2 separate regions of the Homo sapiens genome follow, and region 1 is linked to region 2. A link is a loop called in an ENCODE intact Hi-C map of the cell type or tissue named here. Cell type or tissue: mammary epithelial cell. All regions are shown on one strand. Region 1 holds the start of LOC124905256 (a long non-coding RNA gene). Region 2 overlaps MAP7D2 (MAP7 domain containing 2).

Region 1 (4,000 bases), 140 kb after region 2:
AACTTATTTTTTTTATGTTTTAGAGTTAAATAGAATATCTTATGTCACACATACAACCCCAGTTTTAACTGAGTACCTTAGAAGATTTCTAATTTCACCATGTGTGTCACTCATGGTTTTAGGAAAGCCATCTCTTTATTTATTTATTTATTTTTGAGATGGAGTTTCATTCTTGTTGCCCAGGCTGGAGTACAATGGCACCATCTCGGCTCACTGCAACCTCCGCCTCCCGGGTTCCAGTGATTCTCCTGCCTCAGTCTCCTGAGTAGCTGGGATTATAGGCACCTGCCACCACGCCCAGCTAATTTTTGTATTTTTAGTAGAGGTGAGGTTTCACCATGTTGGCCAGGTTGGTCTCGAACTCCTGACCTCATGTGATCCACCTGCCTCGGCCTCCCAAAGTGCTGGCATTACAGGTGTAAGCCACCGCACCCGGCCGCATCTCTTTTTTTAAAAAGTGTCAATGGAATCATTTTCCCGTCTCGTATATCTCCCCACCATCAGGCTGTGCCAGGACTTAGGTAGAGATGCTGCTTCTCTTCCTGCCTTGTGTGGCAAGTTTCTTTGCAGCAGACCTTTCAGATATTTGTTCCCAGTCACAGATGGCAGCCTGACTGTTTTCAGGGAAGCTAGTCATTGATTTTCACTCAAGGAAAATGGCTGAGGCAGGCCTTCTCTTCATTCGCAAGGTTGGGTTTCTGGTACATGGTGTCTTCTGTTTGTCTTCTGTTAGCTCTGTGCTAAACTTGGAGTTTTAGCTTAACTCTATTTTTGCTCCATCTTTTCCAGTGACTTGGGGCTGCTGAATGCTTACCTGACTGTCTGCTTCAGCTTATAGTTTCTATATATCTTGGATCTTGCTCCATTTTTTTATTCTTTTGTTTGCCTCAGTTTGCCCAATTCCTGCTGACCACCCTATTCTTCCAGACTACATTGCTCACCAGCCCCGCTTCACAGCAAATAGAAATCAGAAATCAGGCCTTCATCATAGGACATAAGAAGTATATCCTAGAAGAAGCTACAGCCTGCTACGGGTCTCCAATCTTTAGGCCTAGGCTTTTTGCATCATCTAAAGTGTAGCAGTTATAGTTAGGTTTCAGTGCTGGTCACCACCTCACCTTCCTGTTGCCCTTCACTGCCATCTGGCTGCATTAGCAGTGTCTCAACACACTGGATTTTTTTTTAAATTAGTGTCTACTATTCTTGCAGTGTCTACTACCTGTTTTTCTTAGGCCCACCCTTCTGGATGCTGCTTCATATATCTTTCTATTGCAGCCACTTTGACATGGAGTTTTCCAATCTGGCTACTGTCAGTGCCTGCAAGCAAGCCAGAGCCACAATTTTTATAGATTTGTGTTTGAACAAAGCCCAGCTCTACAAGTACAGCATCAACTCAGGTACCTTACTACTAGCACCCTACTGAACAGCTGGGCTCCACTCTCCTAACCTTTAGAGAAAGGAATGAGGCATTGAAGCTGTTCTGTTTGTGCCAGGGTCTGAAGTAAGATACCTGAGACTAACTTGGCCTTTCAGCTGTCCCAGTCATAACAAATCCCATTCCATGTGTATAAACTGATGGCTTAGACCTATTAGTCCATTTTATCTCAGGCCTTCGTGCCTTCAAAAAAAGAGTGAAGGCCTGGAGACTCTGGTTTCTTCCAGTGTTGCTTTCCGTTTCCCTTAAATGAGGGACATTTTTGCTCAAGTAGGGTTCCTGGGTGAGGTACCATTTATATGACTCTTCATCCCAAGCTTTAGCATCAGAGGGAACTTTGAAGGTTCTTCCTTAGAGAGAAATCTTAGTCTGAACAGCATCCCTGCACTGCTTTGGCTTTTTGCCCTCCTGGAGAATTCGTTCTTTTGGCAGTTATTAGACCACCACCTAGACTCATTAAGGATGCATCATTAATCTAAATGCCCTGGAACCTTCTTGAGCCTGAAATTGAATATGAACCTATTTATTCCCATATGCCTTAAAGTCCACCAAGAATATTTAGACAGATCTTATCTGGACTCCTCACTCCCCTGCCATATTGAAATGCTGGAGTGATCACTCATGGCTGGGAGGTCTTGCATTTCCTCATCTGTAGTACAGTCTGGTGATTATGCTATCCTATGCCATGCACTTCCTGCCTCCAACAAAAAACAGCTTTGGGGAGTGGTGGCGGTGGTGGGGATCCTAGATGTGCTCCTAATACATCCTCTGCTTCCACTTACCAGAATGATAGTGGCTTCCCTAAAACTGCATTGGCTCTCCAGCTGCCTACAAAGTAGTCAGATTCCCAAGCAGTAGTAGAAAAGTACAGAACGGAAATTCTTCCTCATTCATCATGTACTTGTCATATTCCATTGTGGCACCCTAAGTCCCTTTTACTGTGTTTATTTTCTCTTGGATTCTGTGCTTGGGCTGGAAGATAAAGGGGTGGGAGGAATGTCTGTTACTACCTGGAATAAGGCTTGTCTTTAATCCACTAGCATTCAGAAGTACCCCCAGGAAGCATCCTCTGCTCACCATAGAAAGTTTTCAGAAACTCCTGAGAGTCTGATTATATACTAGATTGGAACAAAGAAGCTAGTAAGAATTAATGAAGTCACCTCTGGGAACATTGCCTCTGAAAAACTGTAAGTAATTGCGCATTTGGCCAGGAAGGCAAGGAATTCCAAGGCAGCGGAGATCTGAGGAGCATTCTCCAGCAGTCCTCAGGTGCTGTGGTGCTTACCAGAGCTCTGTCCAGGGATAGGAAAGGAAGAGAGAAGAGGGCATAATGACAGTGCAGAAAGGAAGTTAGAGACTGGGATTCGTGGTTTTGGGGGTTGAAAGAAACCTTGAAAGTCATGGAGTACGAAAATAGAACAGGAACCAAGATTAGCTGAATCAACAGAAATCTAGTATACACTTGCCAGGTCCCTTGAGCTGAAGTGTGCCAGGGTGCAAAGGAAGTGTTGCATAAGGGCATCATCACTTTCAAGCACTTAGGATCTGGAGGCTCCAGTTTCACTACCTACCTCTCTGCCTTCTCTGTCTTATTTGGTTTTCTCTTCCTCCATGCATTCTTTTAAAATGTAAGCATTTCCTAGTGTGATGTGATATTATTCTCTTTTTTCAGTCCTCCTTCTTGTCTTGATTGCCCTTACCTCCTCCCAAGATTTCAGCCATCACCTCTGTTGATGTCTTCAACCCTGACTACTCTCCAGACCTCCAGATTGTCAGCTGCCTCCCAGATGCCCTCACATGGATGTCCTAAAAGCACCTCAAATTTAGCATGTTTAAAATCAAACTTGCAGCTGGGTGCGGTGGCTCACGCCTGTAATCCCAGCGCTTTGGGAGGCCGAGGCAGGCGGATCACCTGAGCTCAGGAGTTCGAGACCAGCCTGGCCAACATGGTGAAACCCTATCTCTACAATCCCAGCTTCTCAGGAGGCTGAGGCATGAGATTTGCTTGAACCCAGGAGGTGGAGGTAGCAGTGAGACGAGATCACATCACAGGACTCCAGCCTGGGTGACAGAGTGAGATTCTGTCTCAAAAAAAAAAAAAATAAATAAATAAATAATCAAACTTGCATTGAAACATGCTACAGCATGAAAGACCCTTAAAAATATGATGCTAAGTGACAGAAGCCAGACACAAAAGACCACATATTGTATGATTCAGTTTATATGAAACGTCCAAAATGGGCAAATCTGTAGGGACATAAAGTAAATTAGTGGTTGCCAGTGACTCGGGGATGAGGGGAAAATTGAGAGCAGGTATGGGTTATTGCTAATGGGTATGGGATTTCTTTTTAGGGGAAGAAAAATATTCTAAAGCTGATTGTGGTGATTGATGGTTGCACAACTCTGTGAATATACTAAAAAGCTACTGAATTATACACTTGAAATGGGTGAACTGTATAGTCTATGGATTACATCTCAGTAAAGCTGTTAAAAATTATGTCAGACTTGCTGTCCTCCCCCAACCACTTGTTTTCCCTCAGGTCCCCTAGCTCTCAAAGCTAGACA
Region 2 (4,000 bases):
ATCACAACTAAAATGTTACCACTGATACAATCAAGACAGAGTACATTTCATGATGCCTTTTATAGACATCCACTTCCCTCCCACCCCTACCCTCTCAACCCCTGGCAAGCATGTAGGCATGGATCTGTTCTCCATAAGTTCTTATGGAGTTCAAAGGTAAAACTGGGTCCCTGGTTTTAAAAAAAGAAAGAGATGGCCATAGACTGTGGCTCATGCCTGTAATCTCAGCACTTTAGGAGGCTGAGGCAGGAAGATTGCTTTAGCCTAGGAGTTCCAACATCAGCCTGGGCAACATAGGGAGACCTTGTCTCTACTGAAAAATAAAAAAATTAGCCAGGCATGGTGGCACATACCTGTGGTTCCAGCTACGTGGGAGGCTGAGGTGGGAGGATCACTTAAGCCCAAGAGTTGGAGGCTGCAGTGAGCAATGATCGTGCCACTGTACTCCAGTTTGGGCAACCAACAGAGTGATATCCTGTCTCAAAAAGATAAAAAAAAGATGATAAATGCACACAAATAGGGCACATGGACAAAGGATGATTGGGTAGGAAAGTTAGACATTTTAGGATTTCAGGCCATACATAAAGACTTTCTTTTGGAACTGAATTCAGCACTGTATTAGTCTATTTTCACACTGCTGATAAAGACATATCCAAGACTGGGAAGAAAAGGAGGTTTAATTGGACTTAGAGTTCCAAATGGCTGGGGAGGCCTCAGAATCATGGAGGGAGGCGAAAGGCATTTCTTACATGGCAGCGGCAAGAGAAAATGAGGAAGATGCAAACGCAGAAATAAAATCATCAGATCTCGTGAGACTTATTCACTACCATGAGAACAGTATGGGGAATACTGCCCCCATGATTGAAATTATCTCCCACCAGTTCCCTCCCACAACACCTGGGAATTATGGGAGTACAATTCAAGATGAGATTTGGGTGGGGACACAGAGCCAAACCATATCAAGCATTACTTCTTGGATACACTGTGTCTTTAGAGGGCATCTCCTGGTGTTAGTGTTCACAGTAATCTACCTCAATTCCTCTGGTTTAAATCTGGCTGTGTTTTGGTAATAACTGGTTTATTTGTTAGAGGCCATGGTTTGTGCTCCAGCCCTCCTTACCTCGGAATGAGCTCAAGGGCTTTTTGACAGCCTTTGGGAGAAACATGTAGAGTCAGAAGGTGGAAGCTGGAGATGAGTTAATTTGGCTTCTCTTGGAATGGATATTCTCAAAATGTTTGCTCAACAATTAAGCAGAAGAAGCAGATGCTGTGTGGAAGAAGCTTTACTCATCCAGTAAATCTCAATCCCGACTGAACTCAGACTTCCTTATCCACATGTGCCCCAGAGCAGCTAGACGTGCAGAGAGAGAATCACAGGAGGGAGCTGCCAGGCTTCTCACTGCAGGGTGGTAACCGCCAGCCACATGTGGCTATTAAGCGCCTAAAGTGTGCCCAGTGTGACTAAAGAACTGAACTGTAACTGTACTTAATTTTGATATGAAATTTAAATAGCCATGTATAGCTCATGGCTACCAAATGAACACAGAGATTCCACATTGCCCATGTTGGGCTGTTTGAGTCACTCCACCCCTTTCAGTGGGATAAAACTGAATTTAAAAAAGAAAGAGACGGCCATGCATTGTGGCATGAGCAAGGAGAGGCCTTACAGCTTCCCCCAGGGTCCTCTGTAACCCCTTCCCCACCCAGCATCAGCCCTAAAACATTGCTGAGCAAACATTTTCAAACCACTAGTGTGAGGAGGAAGCTGCTAATTAGCCTGCCTGGACAGGAGCCACATCTGTGTCCAGCTGGGCCAGCGCTTGGCTCACAGTACTGCTTACTTCATACTGCTCTAATGAGTCACACTTGACTTCTCTTTAGATTTGCAAGCTCATTCTTGGGGCCAGGTTAAGATTTGTTCCCTGCATGCATCACTTCGTTACAGCACTAAGACTAAGGTGTTACATTTCTTCCCGTGCCAGGGAAGCAGCACAGAAAAGCGGTAACTGAGAATGTGGGTCCTTTCCGCCAGATGTGAGAGATTAGGAAAAAAAAATTTAATGGTTTTTAAAGTGGGTCCTGAAGCCAGTTTCTTGCATTGGAATCTGGCTTCAAGTGCCTCTGTTTCTACACCTGTAAGACAAGGATCATCACAGCACCTCTGTCATCATAGGGTGGTTGGGCTGAGAAAGTCTGAGCAGTGCACTTTGTCCTTGGGAACTGCTCAGTTATTACCTCTTATTATGATGATGCTGGTGATGATGACTGTGAGCATGATAATAAAGATTTTCTGGAAAGATGATTTGAAGGTGTGACTCTCATGTGTGTCCATGAGAGGGCAGCCTAAAATCATGCATGTCTGTGGAACAAGCAGCCTCTGTAAAGCCTCAAGGTAATGTGGGCAGTTTCAAGTGTGTTTGGCCCTTTTTCTTCTCTGTTTTTCTTTTTTCCCTCTGTTTGAAGAGCGCTTTCAGCCATTTTCAGGCTTACTTTAGATACGGAGCAGGCCCATGAACACCTAGAGGGCAGCATGGGCAGTACAGAGCTAGGTTCAGGCCCTGCCTGGGTGGGTGAGTTTGTGTAGGTGCCAATGAGAGCGTCTGTCTAGGCGTCCTAGGCTTTTCTTTGTAACTTTTCACACAGAACTAATTCTTATTAATCAGACTCTTGAGGTAGACACTAGAACCTGACTGTGTTTAGAGAAAAAAGAAACTTGATTTTCTATGCTTGTTCCCCTTCCACTAACTTCACACCTGCCTCTGAGCATTGTGTGCATGCATTGGTGCCACCATGTAAGGGGACAGTGGCCGGAGCTGTATAGACCCAGAGTTGCATCAGCCACACATGGCTCTGGAACACACCAGGGGAGACTGAGTTACAGAGAGAGCAGAATAAGAGTCCTCAAACCATGTGGGAGCACAGAGCATCATAGGGCTGGGGGACAGTGGGGGTCTTGAAGATGGGCAGGGTTTAAACAGATGGAGCAGGGTAGAATAAAGGATGGCATGAGCTAGAAGGTGCATGGGAGAAAGGGCAGTGCTGAGGTAAAGTTGGGAAAAGAGTTTGGAGTCAGATTGCGGGGTGGCTGGAATGAGCTGAGGAGTTGGCCTTTAAATTTTTGATGACGTTCATATTGTTGATAGTGTCATAATGATTAAGAGATGACCAAAAACAAAATGAAGAATGGCACTTGGATTTTTCTAGTACTTATCTCATTTTAATATCCCTGATATTTAATCTAGGCTGCAAAACCAGATGTATGTGGGGAATCATGACAATCCAGTGTTTGTCACGCCATCCCCCTTCCTCATTCCCACTGCCTACACTGTGGGCCAGGCCTTCAGGCCTCCCTCCTGGACAGCAGCAGGAACCTCCTTAGAAGAAGCACAGGTTGCTGTGGCAGCAAGGCACACTATGATGCCAACTTGTGATGCTCCCAGAGAGGAAGGCACAGATGCTGGGGAAGTGAACCTGGTTATATTAACATGAAAGCTGACTTCTAAAGAATGGTGTGCTTCTTTGGGAGGCCGAGGCGGGTGGATCATGAGGTCAGGAGATCGAGACCATCCTGGCTAACAAGGTGAAACCCCGTCTCTACTAAAAATACAAAAAATTAGCCGGGCGCGGTGGCGGGCGCCTGTAGTCCCAGCTACTCGGGAGGCTGAGGCAGGAGAATGGCGTGAACCCGGGAAGCGGAGCTTGCAGTGAGCCGAGATTGCACCACTGCAGTCCGCAGTCCGGCCTGGGCGACAGAGCGAGACTCCGTCTCAAAAAAAAAAAAAAAAGAATGGTGTGCTTAAATATTATATACATAATATACTGGGTCCAGTTGTAACAGAGTGCAGTAAATTATTTGTAATCCTAAAATGATCATGAAGATCCATTTAATCTTTTGTTTAGAAAGCCCTTTAGGGTTCTGCAGGGGTTGGTTGGAGATGAAAAGCTCCAGGGATATTTCTCAGACATTTTCGGGGAAGTTGTCATTTGTTCCATCTTATTT

The links. Peaks named below come from ENCODE experiments on the same cell type or tissue, not always from the same donor. Only the 100,000 strongest peaks of a DNase experiment are listed, where the experiment ranks them.
Region 1: it touches region 2 in a loop (9-fold over the local background); 1 of 110 quality-filtered maps calls a loop at or near these places.

What each region holds. Positions count from the first base shown.
Region 1 is chrX:19,923,383-19,927,382 of GRCh38, reverse strand. All of the region lies in intron 11 of BCLAF3 (BCLAF1 and THRAP3 family member 3), which reads left to right. LOC124905256 (a long non-coding RNA gene) reads left to right here and starts at 389. Exons shown (of 2, transcript XR_007068407.1): 1 at 389-1,397; 2 at 2,476-3,598. In mammary epithelial cell, no CTCF peak of the experiment used is centred here; no DNase peak of the experiment used is centred here.
Region 2 is chrX:20,065,703-20,069,702 of GRCh38, reverse strand. All of the region lies in intron 1 of MAP7D2 (MAP7 domain containing 2), which reads left to right. Among named protein-coding and RNA genes, the nearest start is that of MAP7D2, 49 kb to the left of the region's middle. In mammary epithelial cell, a CTCF peak has its summit at 2,329 (motif pointing right); DNase peaks (open chromatin) are centred at 1,852 and 2,322; H3K27ac peaks cover 408 bases.